Regions from separate parts of the Homo sapiens genome. Here region 2 is linked to region 1. Evidence: read pairs that join two places in POLR2A ChIA-PET (ENCODE). Cell type or tissue: Caco-2. All regions are shown on one strand.

Region 1 (5,000 bases):
AAAGTACCTGTTCAGAAACTACTTATTAATTAAAAGGGAGAAAAAAAAGTAACCACAGTGGAGAACCAGGCAGACACCACGTTAATCCACATGATGAAAGCAGTGGTGTGCTAGAGCCCATTCCTACCAACCCAGGAAAGGGACATTTCCCAACTTTGTGTTCCGTGATGACAGACTCTATTTAGAAATTGGGCATGGTGGGAATATTTACAACACAGAATGGGGCAATGGCAAATGCCACAGAACAGGGCAATATCTCCCCCTCCAGAGCCAGTTGAGTTGTTAAACATTTGTCAGCACCACACTGGATCAAAGTTAACTACCACCAGGCAATTCAACTTTCTGTGTCTCCTGATATTTCACACTAAGAAGAGCACAACATCATTTTTGTCATATTCTGCCCAAAATGTATGACCTCAATCTAGTGAGAAAACATGAGTTGGGGGAGGGGACGGGAACACAGGATTAGATTGAGAGGCATCCTACAAAATAACTGGCAAAACATCAAGGTCGGCTGGGCGCGGTGGCTCACACCTGTAATTTCAGCACTTTTGGGAGGCCAAGGTGGGTGGATCACCTGAGATCAGGGGTTTGAGACCAGCCCGACCAACATTGTGAAACAAAATCTCTACTAAAAATACAAAAAAATTAGCCGGGCGTGGTGTGGCGCTTCTATAGTCCTAGCTACTCGGGAGGCTGAGGCAGGAGAATTGCTTGAACCAAGGAGACAGAGGTTGCAGTGAGCCAAGATTGCGCCATCACACTCCAGCCAGGGTGACAAGAGCGAAACTCCATCTCAAAAAAAAAAAAAAAGAAAAAAAAATCAAGGTCAAGACAGACAAAGATGATTAGGAAGGTGTTTCAGACTAAAGGAGACTAAAGAAACAGGACAACTAAATGCAATATATGATCCTAATTGGATGCTAGACCAGAAATTTTTTTTTTTTTTTTTTTTTGCTATTAAGGACATAATTGGGACAACTGGTGAATATGAATAAAATCTTTAGATTGAAAAACAGAATTATATCAATGTTAAGTTTCTGATTTTGAACACTGTACTATGGTTATATAATAAAAGAATGCCCCAAATGCATACAAAAGTATATGGAAGAAAAGGCATAAGTCTGCTACTGTCAGGTGGTTCGCCAAAAATATTTTTTAAAGAAAGAAACATGTTAATAAAGGAAAATGCGGGTACCAGACACACAGTTCTTTGTACTATTCTGGGGACTTTTCTATAAGTCTGAAATTATTTAAACATTAAGTTACAAGGGAAAAACCATGAACGCTACCTGATCCTCTGCCCTCATCTCTAGGTCCACATGGCTGCAGTCGGAGGGAGGCGGTGAGCAAGGTGTTCTCCAAGGTCTCAAGGGGCCCCAAGGCTACAAGGTCAGAACAGAAGCAAAGGCCACGTCCACCACCGACCCACCTCAAGAGCCACAGCCTCTCGGGTCTCCACAGCCCCACTCAGGTCTCACACACAGGCGCAGGGACTAGCCACAGGTGCAGCAACGTCACGTCTTTCCCCTGGGCGCGTGTGCAGCTCGAGGCTTTGCAGGAGGCGCACCTGCGATGGCCTTACCGCCAGGTGAGCCCGGCGGGCTCTCATCGCCTCAGCCGGAGATTCCAACTGCAGGGAGCGCACCTCCTCTGGCTAGGGCGTGTTTCCGAAGGATGGCAAGAATCCTGGCCTCTGATGGCTATCTTCTCCCCTTCCCCTCCAAGCCCAGTGTTGTGACCCTGTGCCCTCTTTCCCCTCAATTTTGGGCCCAGGAGTCAGGTACTAAGACTCAACAGTCACAGAGGGAAGTCAGGAGCTCCCTTGTGAAGGCAGACTTAAGCAAATGCATCTTCTTCCAAAGCCTTCATGTTTTTCTTAATGTTGGCTTCAAAAGCCTAGTTTGTGGCCCAGGCTGCTACTGGTGAGTTTCTAGCAGGGTGCTGGAAATCTTGGCCAATACCAGCCGACCACTCCCCCAGTCCCCTGGGGCGTGTTTCTGGGCTTTCCCATTATCAATTAGTTGGAAATTGCACATCGTGTCCTGGCCTTACAACAAACACCTGTTCTGATCTACAGCCTCTTGCTGAAGGAACAACAGGAGACAGACAGCAGGTGGCGGGGTGTGCCACAGGTATTGTGCTTCTTACGCTTAAGTTTTCTGATGAAGTCTCATTCATAGGATGAAGCCGCTGTATTTGAATTCTGGGGTGAACACAATAAGCTGCACAGGGAACAGACTCAGGCGCTGCTAAATCTGTTGTGATTATAGTTGCTTTTGCAAGTTTCTTCATTCATCCTATGTAGACAAGCCAGGCTAGACAAGGAATCCATTGTCTAGCATAGCAACTGGCACACAGTAGGTGCTTGGTAAATATCTGAATGACTTTATAATGCCCTGCACATTCTGCAGAGTTGAAGTGATCATTCTCCCAATACCTGTAAATCTGGAAGTATTTTTGCCTATGTTGGCACTGCCATACTTCTTTAAAATGATACTTTAAAAAGAAAATGTGTTCTTCAAATACAGTGCTTGTGGAAGAAGTCCTGAGGTTCCCAGTGATCTCAAATGCTGAGCAGTGGAAAGGAGACTGAATAACAGCATTATGATCTGTGTTTTTACTCTGTATTCATGAAATCTGATTATCATTTCCTCTATGTATTTTTTTCTTATCCCCTTCCCCTGCAAAATGAAAAAATTCGGTAGTGAAAAGTGTGAAGGAAAGACAATTGTTTCAGTTGAGCAGATAGGCTTATCAAACAAATGAAAACAAAAAAACACATAATCAAGAGTATGATGGGAGAGGAAAAACAAATTATTTTTAATGATTCACGGCAACCACATTTATATCCTATTGTTACTAGAGAAAAAAATGTCTTCAGATAACCAGTGGTCAGCAGATGAGGATGAAGGCCAATTATCCCGACTAATCAGGAAATCTAGAGACTCCCCCTTTGTCCCTATAGGTAAGTACAAGCCTTGACTGGATGCAGAAAACTGTAATAACACAATGATGCCTTACCCAGTGCCTTTGCGGATTGAAATGTTTCTTATAATTGAATTTTTTCAGATAATTGAAGCTAACCTCCTCTAAGCATGTGTTGAACTTTCAGAATAGTTCCTAATACATGGTAAGCCCCCAGTAAATGTTAGCTGTTATTTGAGGCATCAAATTTTATTCTATTTTATCCATTTCATTAGAAGTCTACCTAAAATTATTAGTTCCTAGCCAGTCAAATGGAATAGATTGAATGAATATTAACATTTCAGTCATAACTCAGGACCATCAACAGCAGCATCAGTTTATTATATTTAAAGCCTATTAGGGACTATTGAGATGCATATGTCTCTTTGTCTTGTAAGTAATCTAAACTTTAAGTTCTTACATCTTCTGTTTATAGATTTTTCTGTTTCTATCTTACTATTGGGCACATTAAAAACTTCTGCTTCTAGGCCGGGCACGGTGGCTCATGCCTGTAATCCCAGCGCTTTGGGAGGCCGAGGTGGGAGGATTGCTTGAGCTCAGGAGGTGCAGGTTGCGGTGAGCCAAGATCACACCACTGCACTTCAGCCTGGGTGACATAGTGAGACCCTGTCTCAAAAACAAACAAACAAATAAACAAAAAACCAAAAACTTCTGCATCTAATGTTTTTAATGCTCTGTAGCACCAGAAGCTAGATAACCAAGCTTGAAAGAACTGTGGGTCAATTCAGAGGAAAGCTCTGAGTAAAAGCCTGGATCTATCTGAACACTTGTGAGCATGAACTTTGGAGTGGTCATTTTGGCTGCTCAGTGGCCCTCTGTGCTGGCTTCTTGGTGTGCTCCAGGTGTTGAGTTTGATGGCAAAATAAATTCTGGACTAAAGAAGTGATACTATAATTAGGCCGGGCACAGTGGCTCACTCCTGTAATCCCAGCACTTTGAGAGGCCGAGGCAGGTGGATCACTTGAGGTCAGGAATTCAAGACCAGCCTGGCCAATAGGGTGAAACCCCATCTCTACTAAAAATACAAAAAGTTGGCTGGGCATTGTGGCACACACCTGTAATCCCAGCTACTCAGGAGGCTGAGGCACCAGAATCACTTGAACCCGGGAGGTAGAGGTTGGGTGCAGAGCGAGACTCCATCTCAAAAAATAAAAAAGAGAGATACTATAATTAGATCACCTAATAATCTGGACCCTTAGCCTCTTTATCCTTTCCCCACACATATTTAGTATGTTTACATTTTCAACAAGTATTATGTGTATGTGGACTTTAAAAAACCCCACAAAACCTAAGCACCAATATTATGTTTTGAAGTCTGAGCTTTCTCTTTCTTCTCCATGGATGTATACTGCAGCCATGCCTGTTTCCTTGTGTTCATTTTGTCTGGAAACTATTAAAATAGTTTACTTAAATCAGACTGACATAAGTTTGCAAAAATATTAATTCCATAAAAACTTCTAAATAGGTATGTCAGATGTTCCCGTTAAGTGTTACTCTGACTCTAGCAACTTCCTAAGTGTCATTATTCACATATCAAGAAAGAATCAAATTTTACTTTACAGTAATATTCTGTTTAGAAGTTTTAAGACTTATAATAGCACCCATAAGAAATGGAAGCAAATAATTTAATAGTGATTTATCTTCCTTAGCATTTTTAGTTAAAAAAAATTCGAAAACTCAATGCTACTTGAACAGATCACTATAATGAACAGAAATTAATTAATAAACAGAGACAAAGAGACATACGCACCACTGTGCCTGTTGTATATTAAATTATTTTTCCAGAGACATTTAGGATGATTAAAGTGGAAAGATAAAAGTGTTTCCAGCTAAATTCAATTATAAACAAACTAGAGACACTATATGGAAAACAGTAAAGGTTCTGACTTTAATCTCCAAAAGAAACAAAACCAATTTAAGTAAGAACAGAACTTTCATTTGATTAAGGGAATAGAGATAAGTTTTTGCTAAAAAATAAATAATGATAAAATTTGGTAGGCTGGGCACAGTGG
Region 2 (5,000 bases), 57 kb after region 1:
TAGCCTCCCAAAGTGCTGGGATTACAGGTGTGAGCCTGGGCTCAGCCAGAGTTTGACTCTTTTTCATCAACAAACAAGAGGAAGGATAGCTTGAGGCCAGGAGTTCAAGACCAGCCTGGGCAACATAGTGAGACCCTGTCTCTAAAAATAAAAATAAAAATAATGAGCCTGGCATGGTGGCATGCCATCTATAGTCCCAGCTACTGGGGAGGCTGAAGTGGGAGAATCACTTGACCCCAGGAATTCAAGGCTACAGTGGGCTATGGTTGTGCCACTGCACTGGAGCCTAGATGACAGAGCAAGACCCTGTCTGTAAAAAAGATTAGATAGACAGATAGATAGATAGATAGATAGATAGATAGATAGATAGACGGACAGACAGACAGACAGAGATAGATAGATATAGATGGGGTGTGTGTGTGTGTGTGTGTGTGTATATATATATATAGATATATAGATATAGTCTTCAGAGATTGCCAGCCAAAATTAAACCTGAGGCTGCTGAACTTGAGCCATCCAGCAGATCTTTCACTCACAGGTTTTCCCCAGACAATAGTGTTCTCCTCCAAGGACCTGATACTAACCTCCTCCTCAGGAATGGAGATCTTCTCATTAAAGTAAGTGGCGAAGTACTCCTCTGAGTCCCCAGGGGACTGTGAAAGAGAGGGATTACTATAGGCAGGGTTGATGTTACCAAGACTGGCAGACTCCCCATGATCTCCAGAAACACTGTCTGAATTAACAGATTTGAAAATAAATTAGTAAAAAATGAACAAAATACACTAACAATTCATCCTTAGTATACTGAAATTAAATAGTTTAATATCTAAATGCACAAGAGACCAACCTGACTCTAGCTCAATTTATTTTGAATAGTTTATTTTTAATGTACATTTTAGAATAAGTAATACATTCACATGGTTAAAAATTCAGGAAGTAAAAAATTTAGCCTACACTAAAAAAGTTATCTCCCTCCCCCTCCCCCAGTCACTCAATTCTCTAGATCAGTTTTAACTCACAATGGTTTTCCTACTTCCACACTTCTACTCCTACTTGGGAATTTTTAGAGCCATTTCATTTTCCTCTAAAAACACTGACATATGGGCTCAAAATATCATATTCCCAGACCAGCTCCTGGTAACCTAAAATCCTAGCTTTTAAAAGAAAAGAACTAGGCCTGTCTAGCGAAATGTCCTCCCCACCTCCTATATTTGGTAGGACTTACTCAAATAATCGACCGTGGACATTATACCTCCATCAGACTTCTCAAAAAATGTGCAAGTTACAAAATCCTGCCACAGTTCAGGCTAAACTCTGAAGCTGCAGCAAAACCACCAAGCAGGAACCCTTTGTACTCTGACTAAGGCTTGCAGTAAAGTGCCGCCGGTCACGGGGTACTGGCACCCTCGTGATGGCAGGGCTCATCTCAGACTGATATCAGCGTTTCCCTGAGTTCTGCATTTTGCAGTCAATCTTAAATATTGGGAAGCAGAAGGTCTGGGAGAAAAGGGATACCCTGCCAGAAATACACAGAGCCTAGTTTGCTTCAGCCATCAAATGGCTATTTTGAATCACAAAGCTCTAATCTCTGTGTTTGCAATAAATCCTTACAACCTCTAATTTAAACAAATAAGAGCTTTCTTTCCATAGGGAGCTGACTCATATCATCTTAATTAAGCAGCTTTAAATTAATGAAGAAATTTATAGAAAAGGAACAGAAATTCCAAAGAAGCTCAGATTTAGGAAGGAATAGTCAAAGCACTCAAGAAGCTCCAATCAAATACAGAGCGTAAGGTACTCGCCCTGTATTTTACTGCTCCATACACATCTGAAACACCAGGAAGCATCATGAGTAGCCAAAACACTCCAGAGGTTTTTATCCTGGGTCTGGGAATAACATTGCCCTTGCAAGCATTACTGCCAGAAACCAAATTTCAGCTAATCTTGGCTCAACTCAGAATTGTAAAAAAGATACGAAGCAGGTCTCTGGTTAAAAATCTGTTTTCAGGGCCGGGCACAGTGGCTCATGCCTGTAATCCCAGCATTTTGGGAGGCCGAGACGGGTGGACCACCTGAGGTCAGGAGTTCAAGACCACCCTGACCAACATAGCAAAACCCCATCTCTACTAAAAATACAAAAACATTAGCCGGGCGTGGCGGCAGGTGCCTGTAATCCCAGGTGCTCGTGATGCTGAGGCAGGAGAATCCATTGAACCGGGGAGGCGGAGGTTGCAGTGAGCCGACACAGTGCCACTGAACACTAACTAGCCTGGGCAACTAGAGCAAAACTCCGCCTCAAAAAAAAAACCAAACAAACAAACAAAAAAAAAACATTCTGTTTTCAGGATGGGCGCGGTAGCTCATGCTTGTAATCCCAGCACTTTGGGAGGCTGAGACGGGCGGATCACTTGAGGTCAGGCATTTGCGAACAGCCTGGCCAACATGGCGAAACCCTGTCTCTACTAAAAATACAAAAATTAGCCGGGCATTGTGGCGTGTGCCTTTAGTCACAGCTACTCGGGAGGCTGAAGCAGGAGCATCACTTGAACCCATGAGGCGGAGGTTGCAGTGAGCCGAGATTGTGCCACTGCACTCCAACCTGGGTGACAGAGACTCCACCTCAAAAAAAAAAAAAAAATCCATTTTCATTTACAGCCTAAGTCACCAGATGGTGACTTTTGAATGGAGTTGTTAGAATAGATGATGACAGATGATGACAAGAGGAAAAATATGATAAATTTCTGTTACCAACATAAACCTAATTACAAATAAAATTAGACAATAACACAAAGCGGTAAATTACCATCTGACATCTTCTGTTCAGGACCCAGCACCATGGTGGATACCTGAGTGGCTGAGTTCTTAGAATATGATTCTGGAAAGGAGAAAAGTGAGGGAGAAGAATTAGGAAGAACAAACTAACAAGTTCAGAACCAGCAGTTTGTTACTCTGTATGACTGAATCCTTACTATGAAAAGAGTAATTTTTCTACTGAATTAGGTAACCTTGAAAATAATTACAGTTTTCAGAATATGACTGACAGATATTTAACAAAAAAAGAAAAGTCTTAGTCAAGATTTTGCTGGCAAGACTTCAAAACCAAATTGAAGTGTTACAGCTCTTTTAGAATGTGTCTAGCAGGCTTTCTGGCTTTCACTGTGAAACCCTTCACGGATGGCAGGGGGTGGTGGACAAATTGAACAGGAGGTATTTTAGTGAGACAGCAAATACCATTTTTTTTTTTTTTGAGTCTTTGAGTCGGAGTCTTGCTCTGTCGCCCAGGCTGGAGTGCAGTGGTGCAATCTCAGCTCACTGCAACCTCTGCCTCCTGGGTTCAAGTGATTCTCCTGCCTCAGCCTCCCGAGTAGCTGGGATTACAGGTGCCCGCCACCACGCCCAGCCAATTTTTTGTATTTTTAGTAGAGACAGGGTTTCACCGTGTTAGCCAGGATGGTCTCGATCTGCTGACCTCGTGATCCGCCCGCCTCAGCCTCCCATAGTGCTGGGATTATAGGCATGAGCCAACGCACCTGGCCAGGCAAATACTTTTTTAATAAGCATCTACACAGAGGCTGCTAGGCAAGTATCCATTCTCTGCCTTTGCCTCCAAATTATCCCAAGTGTCTAAAGCCAGACACATTTCCCCCTATTTTATGAGTTGTTTTTTTTTGTTTTTTTTTTAGTTTTTTTAGACGGAGTCTCACTCTGTTGTCCAGGCTGGAGTGCAGTGGCACGATCTCAGCTCGCTGCAACCTCTGCCTCCTGGGTTCAAGCGATTCCCCTGCCTCAGCCTCCAGAATAGCTGAGATTACAGGCGTGTGCCACCATGCCTGGCTAATTTTTGTATTTTTAGTAGAGACACGGTTTGACCATGTTGGCCACGCTGGTCTCAAAGTCCTGACCTCATGATCCGCCCACCCCACTTCCCAAAGTGCTGGGATTACAGGCATGAGCCACCACGCCCAGCCTATTTTATGAGTTTTTAAGGACAGAAATCTGTAATTCTCTTTGGTCTAAAATATGTAATTTAAGCTCATGGTTCAATCTTCTAGAAAGGGTAGGAAAAAGCACCATACAAGCATACTGGTAGTGGAAGGCCACTATTTGGCAGCCTCAAATCTTCCTAAGAAAGTAAAGTCTGCAGCCATAATGTTCTAGACCTCATTCCTCAACCCTCTGACAACTAGAAGAAACTAGTCACCCGTGGCCCAGCCCCTCCCAAGCTCTCCAAGAGAGCTGAAGCACCAGCAGGATTAAGCATAGCGTGTGGGATGCCAGCCTTTGTCTACAGGTCCTGTACTAAGCAACCCGCAGTGGGGCGGGTGGAGTCAGGGGTGGGGTGGAAGTTCCAGATGTCCATCATCCTGTTAAGTTTAATTGGGAGGGAGGATTTTAGCAAGCTCACTTGGGAACAGATCTATGGCATATTCTCCATTGAGCCTTACCAATAAGGCTATTAAAAAAAAAATGTTTCAATCTTCTTATCTACTTCTCAGTTGATTTCAAATTTAGAAGGGGAAGGACAACATAGTATTCATTGATAAGCCCCTCTTTGAATCCCAATAATAACTGTCCTACTGAAGAAGTGATGAAGCCTCGCTTAATGATCTTTTACTGCTTAAATCTAGTCTTTTTTCCACCCTTGTCCCTTATATGTTGTTCCTACATGAACAATCTTCTACTTGCTGTTTCAGGTTTTGGGTAATCTTTCTATCTACCAACATATTCTGTACTTATAGAATTACAGAATTCAGACCAGAAAGGAGCTTTTCTTTTCTTTTTAGGTTTCATCTGTCTTCTGGGGCATATATACCACCACCTGCTAATTTGGAAAACATAATCCTTCCTCTCTAGAGTCACCAATGCCAAGTATTATATTACAACGGACAACTAGCCATGTGTCTCCTGTCAGGTTTTAAGCCACCAGATGACTAAACATCAGCCAACAGCCCCCAATAATACTGACTAAATTCAACCCCTCTTTCAGTCAATGACAATAG

What was found. Peaks named below come from ENCODE experiments on the same cell type or tissue, not always from the same donor. Only the 100,000 strongest peaks of a DNase experiment are listed, where the experiment ranks them.
Region 2: POLR2A ChIA-PET joins it to region 1 with 5 read pairs; 3 of 35 experiments call an interaction of 5 or more read pairs at or near these places.

What each region holds. Positions count from the first base shown.
Region 1 is chr12:50,951,125-50,956,124 of GRCh38, forward strand. It overlaps HIGD1C (HIG1 hypoxia inducible domain family member 1C), which reads left to right and starts at 1,420. Exons shown (of 5, transcript NM_001109619.4): 1 at 1,420-1,591; 2 at 2,081-2,135; 3 at 2,867-2,968. The coding sequence starts at 2,875. It also overlaps a transcript of SLC11A2 not described here. RefSeq lists an enhancer at 1,502-2,002. In Caco-2, a CTCF peak has its summit at 2,121 (motif pointing right); DNase peaks (open chromatin) are centred at 1,467 and 2,074.
Region 2 is chr12:51,007,892-51,012,891 of GRCh38, forward strand. It overlaps SLC11A2 (solute carrier family 11 member 2), which reads right to left. Exons shown (of 16, transcript NM_000617.3): 2 at 2,804-2,875; 3 at 585-733. The coding sequence starts at 2,837. It also overlaps the pseudogene RNU7-39P. Among named protein-coding and RNA genes, the nearest start is that of SLC11A2, 16 kb to the right of the region's middle. In Caco-2, no CTCF peak of the experiment used is centred here; no DNase peak of the experiment used is centred here.